2 separate regions of the Homo sapiens genome follow, and region 2 is linked to region 1. The links are chromatin loops, found by intact Hi-C in ENCODE. Cell type or tissue: MCF 10A. All regions are shown on one strand. Region 1 holds the start of LOC101927019 (a long non-coding RNA gene). Region 2 overlaps ABCD2 (ATP binding cassette subfamily D member 2).

Region 1 (8,000 bases):
TAGCCATTTTTCATAATATTCTTCATTTTATGAGGACATTTCCATTGTTTTCCATTCAGTATCCCATCTGCTACCTTTTGTTCCAGAATTAATTTTAATGATGGCAGAACTTTCTTGCATGTGCTTGAGGTGGCCTATGTAATTAACTGTTGGATCTGCTGTTAGAGATTGCTAACCAGAATAGTTTATGGCTTCATTGCTTTTGTGATAAGATGAGAATAGAAGAAATGCTTTTGGTGAAGGTAGTGATGTAGAACTGAGGTCAGATTTTAGGAACTAAATGTGTTAGGTATTTAGTCTGTCAGATGAGTGAGACTTTTGGAACTTCAAGACTAAATCTGTGGCCTGGAATCCAGATTCAGGTAATCTATTTGTCTTTTTACATTTTAAAAATGTATCCTTTATGACAGGTTGTAAAAAATATCTTTTGGGCTCTGCCTCTAAATAACTTACTTTAAAGTTTTCATAAATTCACATGCTTATACTCATATATTTGTAATTCTTTATACATTGTGAGAGTTTGGTCACTCACTTGGTGCAGTAACTCTTATAAGCCATTACTGCGTAATTTTACTCAGGTGATGCTTATAATTTAAATGATGCAGGATTGCTAAAATGTGATTTCCTGATTAGAAAAAATCAAGCACACAAAATTTAATTACATTTAGTTTTTGCTTTTAAATAGGAATCATGCAAACCCATTCTGGAAGTGTTGCTGTCTAATTCCTTAGTGTTTTTTTTTTCCCAGACTTTTTTTTTTTTTTTTTTTTTTTTTTTGGCAGAGTCTTGCTCTGTTGCCCAGACTGGAGTGCAGTGATGTGATCTTGGCTCACTGCAGTCTCTGCCTCCTGGCTTCAAGCGATTCTCCTGCCTCAGCCTCCCAAGTAGCTGGGATTACAGGTGCCCGCCACCACACTCAGCTAATTTTGGTATTTTTAATAGAGACAGAGTTTCACCATGTTGTCCAGGCTGGTTTTGAACTCATGACCTCAAGTGATCCACCCACCTCAGCCTCCCAAAGTGTTGGGATTACAGGTGTGAGCCACCATGCCTGGCCCAGACTTTTTTTTTTTTTCAGTTAAAATTCATTACCACCATATACAAAAATTATTTTCTTGAATTTTTAATTACAAGCAGACATTTGGCATTTAAAATATTTAAGGCCAGAATACTTTTATTACTAAAATGTACATAGATACAAATTAAATACTAGCTAAGTAAAATAATTATGTATTTTTGTGTGTGTGATTACCTATAGAACTATTTTGTGATTGTGTCTCAATATTAATTCATTAAATCTCATTGTTTCTCATATTCTGATATTCTAATATTTTTGTTCTTACAAAACTATAAAGATAATTTTTCTTCATCTGAAATAATTACCAATGAAATTAAAACACATCTAAAATATTTGTTGTGGCTATTTGGCGGTATATCACTGATATTTATATTCAAAGATAGTAAGTTGTTACATATTTAATAAGATCACCAATTTAAAAATTATAGTTGCTGAGCTTCCATCAACTAAATATAACTCATGTAGTATTTTCCTATGTTAGTTTTATTTTTTGTTCTCAAGTAATAATCTTTCTGAGGTTCCAGTTATTAACCTATTACAAATTTTAGATTGACTATCTACCAAAGTTGTATGTGCAAATTTAGAATTAGGTAATTAAAGAATCTTCTTTTACTTTAGTTCCAGGCAGTCATCTCTATCAGAAAAAAAAATTCCAGAGCCTTCTCCTGTAACAAGGAGAAAGGCATATGAGAAAGCAGAAAAATCAAAGGCCAAGGAACAAAAGCAGTAAGTGACTAATGTTTTTTACCTGCTAGACTGTATTAAATGCCTGCTGCACTTAGATGCTAAAGATAATCATGAAATTATTTTCCAGATTTAGGCTGGTGCTGTGGTTATGACTATTTGACTAATCAAGACAGTCAAGTCAGCTTTTGGCTTGGCTCGGTGGTCTAATATTCTTGGTCATACATATACCTGTAAAGATATTTGAGCACTTGTCCCTGATCATGTCCACTTACTTACTTGCCAGTTATTTGTGTATATCATTTTAAGAGTTAATATATACTTGAGGTAAGGCTTATTAAGTCTATATTTCAGATAGTCTTCTATTAATAGAAAAATTTAGAATTAATTTTGACCGTCATTGCCATGTTAGCTAAAACTGATCTTGACCCTACCTCTTTAGAGTGGCTGACAGAAAAACTAATATTAATCATAGGGTGTGTTATTGTGCCATTTTCTTGTTGCTCTCTCATGTTTACATTGTTGGTATTATCCTCAATGTTTCTTCTGTGTGTTTTGTGAGGGTTAGTTTACTTAGCAGTACATAGTATAATCTGATTATCCACTTAACTGGGCGTTTACAAATTGCAACATGACAGCATGCAGAAGTTGATTGGATTAGAACCACTGTTACCCTGCCACCCCTCCCTCAGTTTACCTGTTCTGCATGTGACAGGCAGATCTCAGACATGTCCTTGAAAGCATTTATGCGAATTTACATTTAAATATTAGTGAAGTGAATTACTTTAATTTCTTTGACATAAAAATAAATGTGAATATATTTAAAAAGAAGTGTTCATTTATTTTCCGTGCCTAAATGGACAATTCTATACCATCCACTACCCTGTGCCAAGATGCACACTGTCTTTTTTGACCATGGGTTTAGCTGACTTGAATGTCATAGAAATTATCCTTTTTTTTTTTTTTTGAGACGGAGTCTCGCTCTGTTGCCCAGGCTGGAGTGCAGTGGCGCTATCTCGGCTCACTGCAAACTCCGCCTCCCGGGTTCACACCATTCTCCTGCCTCAGTCTCCCGAGTAGCTGGGACTACCGGCGCCCGCCACCACGCCCGGCTAATTTTTTTGTATTTTTAGTAGGGACGGGGTTTCACCATGTTAGCCAGGATGCTCTCAATCTCTGACCTCATGATCCGCCCGCCTCGGCCTCCCAAAGTGCTGGGATTACAGGCGTGAGCCACCGTGCCTGGCCGAAATTATCCTTCTTATCACCCTTGCTTCCTGTACTTAAAGATGTAGTTTGCCTGTGTCTACTGAATTAAATCTCTCAAGAATAATTGGGAAATGGGGATGGAGCACATAAATGATTTAAAAATAGATGAATGAACCAACTGAATAAGCAAACATCTCGTAAGCTCTCTGGGTCTCTTTCCTCATCTGTAAAGTGAGCAACTTTCTCTTGATTCTAAAATTGTATAATTTTAAATGTGGCTTGCTTTATTCTTATACTGACTTCTGATTTCAGCAGACAGAATCTTCTCTTTAGTGCCATCTTGTGGCCAATGTAACAAAATCCAGTGAAAAATTTTAAAAATTGTTCAGAATGCATTTTATCTTACAAAAAAGGAAGAAAGGAAAGAAGGAGTTCTCTAATAAAAAGCTTTTTTTTAAAAGAGCATGTTTCTTATAACTTTTCTAACAAATCATAACCAATTAAAGCCACCTACTTAATGTTCTTTTTTTCTTGTAGCTCAGATTCTGGAACTTCAGAGGCTAGTCTTTCACCTCCTTCTTCCCCACCAAGCCGGCCCCGTAATGAACTGAATGTTTTTAATCGTCTTACTGTTTCTCAGGGAAACACATCAGTTCAGCAGGATAAGTAAGTCATTATGGAAAAGAGCCCCAATTATTTATATAATATTCTGAACCTGTCAATACAGTCTGTAGAAAACATGTAGTCATCTCTGTGTAGGAGATGGAGCCTGACGTGTGAACTCTTGCCATATTTTATGCATCTTTCCAATGGGAAAGGAACCATGCAGCCAAAATTAGAGAAAATTATTTTCCTGCTGAACATTATTCCCTGTTGTAGATTTGTATTGGTATGCCTTCAGCACTTGTCTTGCCTTTTCTTTTACAAGTAAATTAGAACTGAAAAATCTTTGAGACCACTTGATGTTTAAATTTTTGGAGATTCTTCAGCTTCTGTGAGCCCACAAAAGCCTCTAATTTAGATAGCCTGAGTTGGAAAGAGGCAAATTACTTTACTTCTGGGGGATATAACAGTTTACAAAGACCATTGTTACAAGTGCAACACGTTTTTGTCATCTGATTGTTCTAGACAAGTTCACCACAAAATTTCAATAATTGTGTTCTTGGAATAAAAAATCACCTTTACGGATGGAGAGAGTAGGACTGGGAGTGGGTTGCAGGGGTGGAGAAGTTGGAGGGATGTGGAAAATGTAAATGTCATCAAATTTGAAATGACAAAGTATCCACACATTGAGCCAGAATCTCTCTTGCAAGAATGCCATACTAACAATACTGCCATAAGGTATTTATTAACTCTGACTTGTCTGCTTGGACTTGGAATGATAATGATTGTTTTCTGCTATTGCCTCCCTGTATAAATCAATAATCTCTAAAATTTATAGGATGCCATTTAAGATCTGTCTGTCTGGCATGTTTAGATCATTTTAAATGGCTCTATAAACTTAGAGAATCATACCGTAGTTTTTAAAGAATTATAAATATACTTAATTTATGGATAATTCTTTTATTTATGGATCCTTCATTAGATTTTAATATGGTTTAATTAGTAGAAGATATGTTCTTTACATTGATCTAGGTAGGTAAATATTTTCCTGTGTTATTAAACAAAATACTCTTTAACATTGTCAAATTATTTCTGTCATTAATTGAGAAAAGTTGAACATTAGGAATACTTTTGGGAAGTCAAGTTTCACTAGGTATACGAAGAGTTGCTAAATTTGTGTCTACCTTGCCTTCACAGTCAGAATATTTTCTGTCAATCTTTTGATAATCTTGACAACCTAATCACAGTTCCATATTTTTTACTGAAATACTTTATGAGCTACCAATAATTTGACTCTGTTGTCATCTCTATAAACTAAAATGTAGAATAACTGACTGCTCTACACTTTCAAAAACTTGACTACCCCTTTACATTACTTTCTCTGGGGCTCCTTTTTGAAGCAACCATATCCCACTAGCAAGACGCAGATCTCCCACATTGTTTCAGGTTACATTCTATGCTAACGCTCACCATATCCTCATTCTCCTCAAGCCTGTTGTACAGTCGAATAGATTTTCTTAATAACCAGACTCACTGCAGTCTTGGAGGCCTCAAGGTAGGGCTAACAGAAGTGACTTGTCCATTCTAAAAGCCCACTAAAGTACCCCAGCTGTTACTCAGATGCTCCCTAGTCAAAAGAACTCAGTGTTTTTGAGATAAGTTAAAGCCAAAAGTTATTAAATTTTGAGTGACTTGCTTTCTATGTGAAAACACAATCTATTTTGTGTAACTTCAACATTAGAGTCTATATCTAAAGTGATAATTATCAAGGTGAATAAAATTGATCAACAGTTATTGAAATGGGAAAATTTTTCCAGGACTAGTCAAATTAAATAGAGCAAACCTTGAAGTGCTATATCTCATGTACTTGATACTATTCTTCTGCAAGGCCTAAATTTTAGAAGTGAGGATAGATTTTGTATATCAGTATTAGAAAATTTTAGCCCCCAAAGTCTTGCTAGAAGACATAAATATCAAACTTTTTACGTAACTTAGCTATACTTTAAACATGCTAATATCCAGTGCAAGTAGAAAAGCAGGGCACTATGAAGGAAATGTTTGCTATATATCTGTTATTCATGCTGTTGATTTTGAGTCCAAAGTCAGTGTCCTTACCTGTTGACATCTGTATTCTTTCTCTCATAATTCTAACTCTTTCACTATAGGTCTGATGAAAGTGACTCCTCTCTCTCGGAGGTACACAGGTACTTTCTTTCCTGCCTTTCCTACATTCTGGAATTTCATTGATGTTCTAAAGTGCCTTCCTAGAAATTCTAAGCAAGTCTCATTTTTGTTGCATGCATCACTTGTTGTAAATCATATAAATGCACTAATATTTCTAAACATGATAATTTTAATACATTTTTGTGGTCATACCTTTTAGATAAAGTAGTGGTTTTTTTTGTATAATAGTTTAAAAATTGTGATACCTGTTTTCTGTCTGTAATCTGAATCTTTTCTTTAAAAGAAATCAAGTTTTATGAATATTGATGTCAAGAAGATTTCTTACTCTCAACAATTAGGTATTTCTAATGCCTCAAAGTGTGTGAGGTAGATAAGGTATTTTTTTCTTGTTGGTTTAGCAATTTTAAGTAAAAAGATTATATGATTAAAAATAAAAATATGCTAGAGAAAAAAAGGATACTATTATACCAAAAATTAAAAAGAATAGGAAATAAACACTAAGGAAGCATTTTTTAAAATAAATATTCTTAAGAATAGGTGCAGCTTTAAAAATAACTGTTATTTTTTTTCATTTTATGGATTTTTCTGGGGGTCCTTAACTTCTCTTTCTCTTTCTCTCTGTCTCATTCCCTTTCACCATTATCATTTTATGTCCTCCCTCTTTGCACTTGTTTTCCTTGTTTTATGGCCATTTTTGCTGATCATCAGCAGATCCTCCAGAAGGTAGGCAGGGGAAGGGAGAGGAAATTAATTTCATTTCCAGTATCAAAAGACCTTACAGGTTTGCATGGAACAAAAATAAGTGTTTATTTTTTTCTCTCCTTCAGATCAAGTCTGTTGTACAAATTTGCCATATTTAACCTTAAACTTGTTTAAAGTTGATTTTATATTTCAAAATGTGAATAGATTAATTCAAATAGAGAAATACCATGGCTGTATGTTTCTAATATCATTAAGTTTCTATTATCTTTGGTAGTTTATATAAAATATTAATCCTAATATTCTGAATATTTAAGAACATTTTAAAGTAATAAAACACTGTGTTTAATATTGAGATTTTTTTTCTCAAAAGACTGAATAATCAATGACATAAAAATACATAAGAATGAAAAAAGGGCATCCTGATCTCCTGGAAATAACTGTGCCATACATAAGTTACTGGGGCAAATATTTACTGAGTATTTTATGATACTATAACCTTTGACATGACAGAATTGTGTTGAATATTACATCATCAGGGAAACATTTAATAGATTCTTAGGATAAAGCTTGTAATCTGAAGGAAAGAAACCTTTGGAGACACAGTATTACATCTGAGGGTACTGTTTAGCTTTTTTCTTAAGAAGATTTGTTATTAAATGCACATTGAAAATAGCTCTTAGGCTGTTAACATGAATTGTTTTCTTACAATCAGCTTTTTGACCTATATATACATATATATTTTCTGTTTGAGAATTAACAGTAGCAACCTACTATTCTGTAGAATCATACCTTTTCAATATTTGAAGAAATATGTGTAAATTTGATGGCTTCAGTTCATATCTATGAACCTTAAGACATCAAAATTTCCAAATGGCAGATTCAGACTTTTGAGCGGGTTTTGCTCCAATTTCAATTTTAATCTGGTTAAATTGTTAGATTACAAATTACTGAGCATTAGTTTCAGTAATCTCAAATTGACACATGTATGCAAATCATGGCATCACATTTCATAATTATATATCCAGAGATAATAATTCCTTATATCATTTATAGGGATAAGAAACTCCTATCACTTTTGTGATCATTATAACCAGACTCTAAAAATAAATGTTTTTTTCTCCCCAACTCTAAATTTACCTCCTTTAAATTTCCATTCGTTAGTCTTCATCAGCCCTTTTTTTCCCTTACCAGAATTAATTTTATATATCTTTTTGTTTATATATGACAGCTCTTCATATATTCAGCCCTTTTAAATTATGCTGTTGTATCCTCTCTCCGGTAAATGTTCTTTTATCAGCTCAATAGTTTCATCATCTGTTCCTTATGTAATATAGTCTACAGATCCTTCATTCTGCTTCTACTGTTTTGTAAAGGCTCCAATTTTTCAATGTTCTTCTTAAAATGGGACATCTAAAACTACACCTCATTCCATATATGGCCTACATAGAATGCAGTAAGTCTATCGCTGTCTTTCTCCTGAAATATTTATTTCTATTAAACAAATCATTGATAGTGAGTCGGCATATAAAATAAATGAATT
Region 2 (8,000 bases), 270 kb before region 1:
ATGTTAATGCAGAAAAGTGGGAATATAATGCAAAGTATAAAAGCACCTTGAGACATTAGTAACAAAACTATAAAAAGCCATAATCATGGGGAATGAATTTTATCTCAAATAATTTTACTATTATAATTGAATTTTAACTATATATACATTTGAAAGAATTGTAGATTCCCAAGAAAAAACAATTATTATAATTATTATAATTGTTTAAATAAGGATTATTTGTTAAATGATCCACATGTGACACCTATGGATTTATTTTGCTATCTTTTCCATAACATATAGAGATGATTCTGGGTTTTACTTATAGAAAGTAAATTAAAACTAGTTAATATTTCTTTTTTGATAGCTACTAATGAGGAGCAATCTGACCATTTCTTTTGTTGCTTATGTTAGATATGTTGCATGATCTCCTTTGTAATGAGCCAGAGCAAGTGAGCCAGTAACATTCTAACATGGTAATTGATCTACCTGAAATATTTAGAAGATTATCTGAATAGGTCTATATATCTAGAAAGGAAAGTTTAGTAAAGGGTACTTTGAGTGCTTATCTATTATGTATAACTTTGGTAGGACTACAGAAACTTGAACTGACTCAAAATGTTAAATTCCAGAACTTTGAGCTGGAAAGAGAATCACATGCAAACTAATTATATAAACATTGGCTATAGGGTCCTCCGTTTCCTTGTGCTTTCAAATTGAGTAAATGTCATCCCGAATTTTCTTGACACAGTCTTTCCAGAGAATTCAGTGGTGGCTTTAACATTATAATAATATTTTAAAATCATTATTTTAATAAAAACCTAAGCGGCTTTAGTTGCTATGTACATCAAACATATATAGAATGTATTATTTTTACCATTTCACATGATCATAAAACAATAATTGACAAAAAATTGAACTTTAATAAAACAATATTTGATTAGTCCTCAATAAATATATAAGCTTATGAATACTTTTATACATATTCATCAACATTCTCATTCACATCAGTTTTCAAAGTGAGCAATTTTTATACATCGTTACATCATTTAAATAACAATAGCTCAGATAGGGCTGGGTGCGGTGGCTCACACCTGTAATCCCAGCACTTTGGGAGGCCGAGGTGGGCGGAACACGAGGTCAGGAGATCAAGACCATCCTGGCTAACACGGTAAAACCCCGTCTCTACTAAAAATACAAAAAATTAGCCAGGCGTGGTGACAGACGCCTGTAGTCCCAGCTACTTGGGAGGCTGACAAGAGAACAGCGAGAACCCGGGAGGCGGAGCTTGCAGTGAGCCACCGAGATGGCGCCACTGCACTCCAGCCTGGGCGACAAAGCGAGACTCCGTCTCAAAAAAAAAAAAAAAAAAAACCCAGACCAAAGCTTCCTTATATTTGTAATAATTTCATTGCAAAGTCTTCTTATATGAACATACACATGTACAAGTAAAATATAAACATTTTGAATTCAAATAATAATTAAATATATTATAAAATAAGCTTGTGCTGTCTATCCTTCAACCTAATGGCTTGTGTACCATGGGAAAATAGGTAGATAATTCATCCACAAAACACATTTTGTATTTGAAAACCTCTCCTTCTCTTTCTTTCTCTCTCCAGGCATACACACACAATATACACCTTGTATTTTTTAATCAAGTTGCAGTAATCATACACCTTTACCCCTAATTAATTTAGGGTATATTTTCAAAGAACAGGGATATTCTCTTAGGTAACTACAGTATACTTATCAAATTCAGGAAATCTGACATTTATATATTAGTATCTAAAATACAGTCCATATTTAAATTTCAGCAATTGTCATAACACTGTACTTTATAGAGCAACTTGTTTTTCCCAATCCATTGTCATGCACTGCACTTAGTTGCCATGTCTATTTATTATAGTTTCTTTTATTCGAAAGAGTTTCTCAGCATTTCTTTATTTTATATGACATTGATATTTTTAAAGAATGCCAGACTATTGCTTTTTTTTTTTAAGAGAACACCTCAATTTGGGTTTGTCTGATAGTTTCTCCGTGATGTGATTCAGGTTATAAACTTTTTACAGAAATACTACTTGTATTAGTTTCTAAGGGCTACAAATTACCAAACACTTGGCGGTTTGAACAACAGAAATTTATTTTCTCGCATTCCTGAACACCCGAAGTCAAAGTATTGGCAATCCACGCCCTCTGAAGGCTCTTGGGGAGAATTATTTCCTGCCTCTTTTCCAGCTTCTGGTGGTGCCAAGCATTCCTTCGTTTGTGGCGGCAGTAACTCCCATCTCTGTCTCCTTCTTCACGTGGCTTTCTTTTCTTTCCTGTGTTTCTTCTCATTTGATAAGAGCATTTATTGGATTTAGGACTCATCTGGTTAATCCAGGATGATCTCGTCTCAAGAACCTTAATTAAATCTGCAAAGACTCTGTTCCTAAATAAGGTTTCATTTACAGATATGGGGGGGTCTGGATTAAGATGGATCTTTTTGGGTCCACAATTGAATTTATTGCATTACTGAAATGATGCTGTGTGCTTCTCAAAGGATAATATTAGACTGTTCCAGATGTAGATAGGGCTAGAAATTTTTTTATTAAAAAACATAAATTCATACTGATACTCAAATTAAAATTAGTTTTTCTCTTGCCTTCCCACACAGCATGTTTGTATCTTTCTTCTTCCACAGTGAGAACCCTTGCTCCTAACATTACCAAACCATTTACTTACGTAACCAATCCTACAATATACATAAAATAGTTTCAGAATTGCTACCCCTATATCATTAGCAAAAATAAACTTGCAAGTAAAGTTTAAAATTTCCGCCTGATTCTTTCTGTCTTTGACTGAAATTATATAGCCAAGTTCAAAAATTACATGGATTAATTCATCCCCACCTCCATCCCCTTCGCTGTGTGGTTACTTTATCCTTTGGACATACTGTTCAGTTAAATTGTTTCTATTTGTATTCAATTTTAAGGTTTCTTCCTTCGTTCTTGTTGGTTTAATTTTATTTATTTATTGAATAGTAACACTTTGAGGGATTCCAAAAGTAAAAACTTTATTAATAGAAAGGATACGTAGGCCTTTTCCTGCCTATCCATTCCACCTTGTTCCTCCCACCTCCTGTAGCTAACCAACTTCACTAGTTTCAGGTTTACTCTTCCTGTGTTTCCTTTTTTAAATATAAATGGGTATGTCTATATTTCATTTTGCTTTCTTTTTACATAGAAGTGGTTCTCAACCGGGAAGATTTTGTCCCCCAGGGACATTTGGCATTATCTGGAGACAATTATTTTTGTTCACTACAGGAAGGGGTGCTGCTGACATCTAGTGGGTAGACATCAGGCATAATGCTAAACATCCTACTGTACACAGGGTAGCCCTCGACAATAAAGAATTATCTGGTTCAATAAGCCAAAGTGCCGTTGTTGAGAAACCCTGCTGTAAGTCTACTTTTGCATTTTGCTTTTCAACTTAACAATATATCATGGAAATCACTCTATATCAGTTTATAGAGGTCTTCCTCATCCTTTTATTACAGCTGCTTAGCGGATGTACTATAGTTTATTCTGTCTGTCTTCTTTGTATGGGTATTTATGTTGTATTTCAGTATTTTGCTATTACAAATAAGCTGTAATGAATAACCTCATGCATCTTTTTTTGTATTTTTAGAAGTATATTTTCAGAGTGAATTCCCAGAAGGAGGTCAAAGGGCAACAAATGCTCTGTCAGTTTGCCAAATCCCCTCTGTAAGAGTTGTACCATTCTGCATTTTCACTGTAGTGTGAGAACATTCCCTTACCCATAGGCCTGCCAGTGGAGTGAGTTACCAAGTTGTTGAATTTTTGCCAATCTGATTAGTAAGAAACTCAATGTAGTTTTAATTTGTGTTTTTCTTACTATGAATTAAATTTTTTTGTTTTGTTTGTTCACATTGCTGGGTCGAAACCCAAATTGTATAATATGTCACCCAAATAATTATAGATGAATTACAGAAGCAATCTTTATCAAATACAGTGAAACAAAGTATATACAATATTTCCCTGCTGAAAATGTTAAATGTGGCTGGGTTCTATGGCTCACAACTGTAATCCCAGTGCTTTGGGAGGCCAAGTTAGGAGGAATCACTTGAGGCAGGTGTTTGAGACTAGCCTGGGAAAACATATCAAGACCCTGTCTCTACAAAATATAAAATAAAATAGAATTTTTTAGAAAAAGAAAATGTCAGATGATTTCTTGGAGAAGCTTTTCTTGTGTCCATGTGTCAGTAAGTTTTTATGTAAACATAACGGTATTGTTTAGCAGTGCCTGAGGGAGAAGTACTCATCGCCAGGTAACAAATATCATCCTGGAAATGTAGTGTTTAAAGTCTTCACTGATGTTTTCAGACTACCAAGTTGTCACACTGAGTAAGTTATCATGACTTTCCACTAGGATTCTTGTGTGCTTGGTGTTTTAAAGGCCATATATGTCTCTTGGAAGTCTTCGGGATCAAGTCATTTACCCTGATTCAGTGGATGATATGCATGATAAAGGTTATACAGACCAAGATCTGGAACGTATCCTACACAATGTCCATCTCTATCACATAGTTCAAAGAGAAGGAGGTAAAGTCTATCATTCTTTTCTAATGCATTTAACTTCACTTTTAAAAAGTAAGCTTGGGTATATATTTAGTCTGTGGTTTAATTTGAATGTATGCTATAATCGGAAATAAGCACATAAGTGTAAAGATGGAGTTTTATTGCTGTTCCATTATTTACATTTCTTTTTCTGCTTGTGTTGTGTTTAATGCAACACACTAAGTTTTTATTAAGTCTCCATGTCAGTGCAGCTAACATTTAAAAACAGTTTTTTTCTTTTATATTCGAATGTACAAAGTCCCTGAGGCCATTGTCAGTCTAGATGTATGTAAAGTCTATGACAGACATATTTGCCTTACAAGCTCTCAGCTCACATTAAATTAAATAATTTGAGAAGTAGATACCACAGAACTTTTTTTGTTTTCAGACCCACAATCTGACCAGTATCTTTTTTTGCTCTCAAGCAGCACACAGGTAATTAAAGTTAGAAACTTCTGTATTGTGGTTTTTCAGCATAAAACATTTTTGAAAGAGTATAAATAACATTTGTACATATAAGCTTAAAATAGAATTATTGTCTAATAATACTCTTTCTGTGTTTAGTGATACTTTCAAATAATTTAATAATAATAATCACACTTTAACTAGATAAGCCAGGCAAGAGAAAGAAATAAAGGGCATTCACATAGGAAGAGAGGAAGTCAAACTATCCCTGCTTGCAGACACATGATTCTATATCTAGAAAACCCCATAGTCTCAGCTCAAAGCTCCTTCAGCTGATAAACAACTTCAGCAAAGTTGCAGTGTACAAAATCAACATACAAAAATCACTAACTTTGCTATACACCAACAACAGCCAAGCGAACAGCCAAATCAGGAAGGCAATCCCCTTCACAATTGCCACAAAAAGAATGAAATACCTAGGAATACAGCTAACCAGGAAGGTGAAAGATCTCTACAATGGGAATTACAAAACACTGCTCAAAGAAATCAGAGAAGACACAAATGGAAAACCATCCCATGTTCATGGATAGGAAGAATCAATATCATTAAAATGGCTATGTTGCCCAAAGCAATTTACATATTCAATGCTATTCCTATCAAACTACCAATGACATTCTTCACAGAACTAGGAAAAAAACTATTTTAAAATTTGTTTGGAACCAAGAAAGAGCCTGAATAGCCAAGGTAATCCTAAGCAAAAGGAACAAAGCTGGAGGCATCATGCTGCCCCACTTCAAACTATACTACAAGTCTACAGTAACCAAAACAGCATAGTGCTGTTACAAAAACAGGCACAGAGACCAATGAAACAGAATGGAGAGCACAGAAATAAGGCCGCACATCTACAACCATCTAATCTTCAACAAAGCTGACAAAAACAAGCAATGGGGAAAAGACTCCCTATTCAATAAATGGTGCTGTGATAACTGGCTGGCCATATGCAGAAGACTGAAGCTGGACCCCTTCTTTATACCATATACAAAAATCAACACAAGATGGATTAGAGACTTAAATGTAAAACCCCAAACTATAAAAACCCTGGAAGACAACCTAGGCAAAACTATCCTGGACATGGAAACAGACAAAGACTTCATGACAAAGATACCAAAAGCAATCACAATGAAAGCAAAAATTGACAAGTGAGATCTAATTAAATTTAAGAGCTTCTGCACAGCAAAAGAAACTATCAACAGAGTAAACAGACAACCTACACAATGGGAGAAAGTATTTGCAAATTATGCATCTGACAAAAGTCTAATATCTAGCATCTATAAGGTACTTAAACAAATTTACAAGGGAAAAACAAACAACACCATTACAAAGTGGGAAAAGGACATGAACAGACACTTCTCAAAAGAAGACATACATGCAGCCAACAAGCATATGAAAAAAGCTCAATATCACTGATCACTAGAGAAATGCACATCAAAACCACAATGAGGTACCATCTCACACCAGTCAAAATGACTATTAATAAAAAGTCAAAAAATAACAAGATGTTGAGAAGGTTGTGGGAAAAAGAGAACACTTATACACTGTTGGTGGGAGTGTAAATCAGTTCAACCACAGTGTGGCAATTCCTCAAAGAGCTAAAAACAGAACTACCATTTCACCCAACAATCTCATTACTGGGTTTATACTCAGAGGAATATAAAATCATCTACCACAAAGACATATGCACACAAATGTTCATCACAGCACTATACACAATAGCAAAAACATGGAATCAATGTAAATGCCCATCAATGACAGATTAGATAAAGAAAGTGTGGTAGAGGTCCACCATGGAATATTATGCAGCTAGAAAAAAAGAATGAGATCATATATTTTGTGGGAACATGAATGGAGCTGGAGGCAATCATCCTTAGCAAACTAATGCAGGAACAGAAAACCATATACTTACTGTATGTTCTCACTTTTAAATAGGGCTAAATGATAAGAACTTACAAGCACAAAGAAGAAAACAACAGAGACTCAGGTCTACTTGAGGATTGGAGGGTAGGAGGAGGGAGAGGAGCAGAAAAGAAAATTATTGGGTACTGGGCTTAATACCTGGATGATGAAATAATATGTACAACAAATCCCCATGAAACGTGTTTACCTATGTAAGAAAACTTCACATGTGCCCCCAAGCCTGAAAGTTAAAAAATAAAATAAAATAAAACAAAAAATTATATTCACACTTTCAAATAATTCAATAATTCATATAATTTGATAGTTTAGAAAAATGACTGAAATAACAAATGAGACACCAAGTTTAATTTTAAATGTATTTTATGTTCTATTTTACAGCCCACTTACATTATTAGAAGTAGAGTAAGTAGTACAGTGATTGAGAATATGGACTTTTAACTCAGAGTTCTGGAATTAAATCTTGATTAGCCCTGTTCTCTGTATCTTCAACTGTAAAATGAGGATAAATATCTACCTTATAAGTTTTTTGTGAAGATTAAATAAGACTGTATGTAAAACATTAGCACAGTGGCATATGAGTACACAAGAATTAGTAGCTGGCCCCGTCCGGCAGCTCACACCTGTAATCCCAGCACTTTGGGAGGCCGAGGAGGGTAAATAGCTTGAATCTAGGAGGTTGAAACCAGCCTGGGCAACATGGTGAAACCACTTCCCTACAAAACATACAAAAATTATCCGGGAATGGTGGCACACCCCTGTAGTCTCAGCTATTTGGGAGGCTGAGGTGGGAGAATCACCTGAGCCCGCAAAGTCAAGGTTGGAGTGAGCTGTGATTGCATCACTGCACTCCAGCCTAGGCAACAAGAGTGAGACCCTGTCTAAAAAAAAAAAAAAAAATTAGTAGCTAATGGTAATATTAGTAGTTGTAATATTGATACTGTACTTTGTCTTTGTGTGATAATGCTTGAAGTTTTATATAACAATATCACATACATTATTTCATTTGATCCTTACAATAAA

What was found. Peaks named below come from ENCODE experiments on the same cell type or tissue, not always from the same donor. Only the 100,000 strongest peaks of a DNase experiment are listed, where the experiment ranks them.
Region 2: it touches region 1 in a loop (2.4-fold over the local background); 4 of 110 quality-filtered maps call a loop at or near these places.

Annotation. Positions count from the first base shown.
Region 1 is chr12:39,313,710-39,321,709 of GRCh38, reverse strand. KIF21A (kinesin family member 21A) reads left to right here. Exons shown (of 38, transcript NM_001173464.2): 28 at 1,697-1,804; 29 at 3,509-3,637; 30 at 5,740-5,778; 31 at 6,470-6,481. It overlaps LOC101927019 (a long non-coding RNA gene), which reads right to left and starts at 5,778. Exons shown (of 3, transcript XR_007063276.1): 1 at 5,690-5,778. In MCF 10A, a CTCF peak has its summit at 3,333 (motif pointing left); no DNase peak of the experiment used is centred here.
Region 2 is chr12:39,582,738-39,590,737 of GRCh38, reverse strand. ABCD2 (ATP binding cassette subfamily D member 2) reads left to right here. Exons shown (of 10, transcript NM_005164.4): 7 at 4,441-4,586. Among named protein-coding and RNA genes, the nearest start is that of ABCD2, 33 kb to the left of the region's middle. In MCF 10A, a CTCF peak has its summit at 3,311 (motif pointing left); a DNase peak (open chromatin) is centred at 3,287.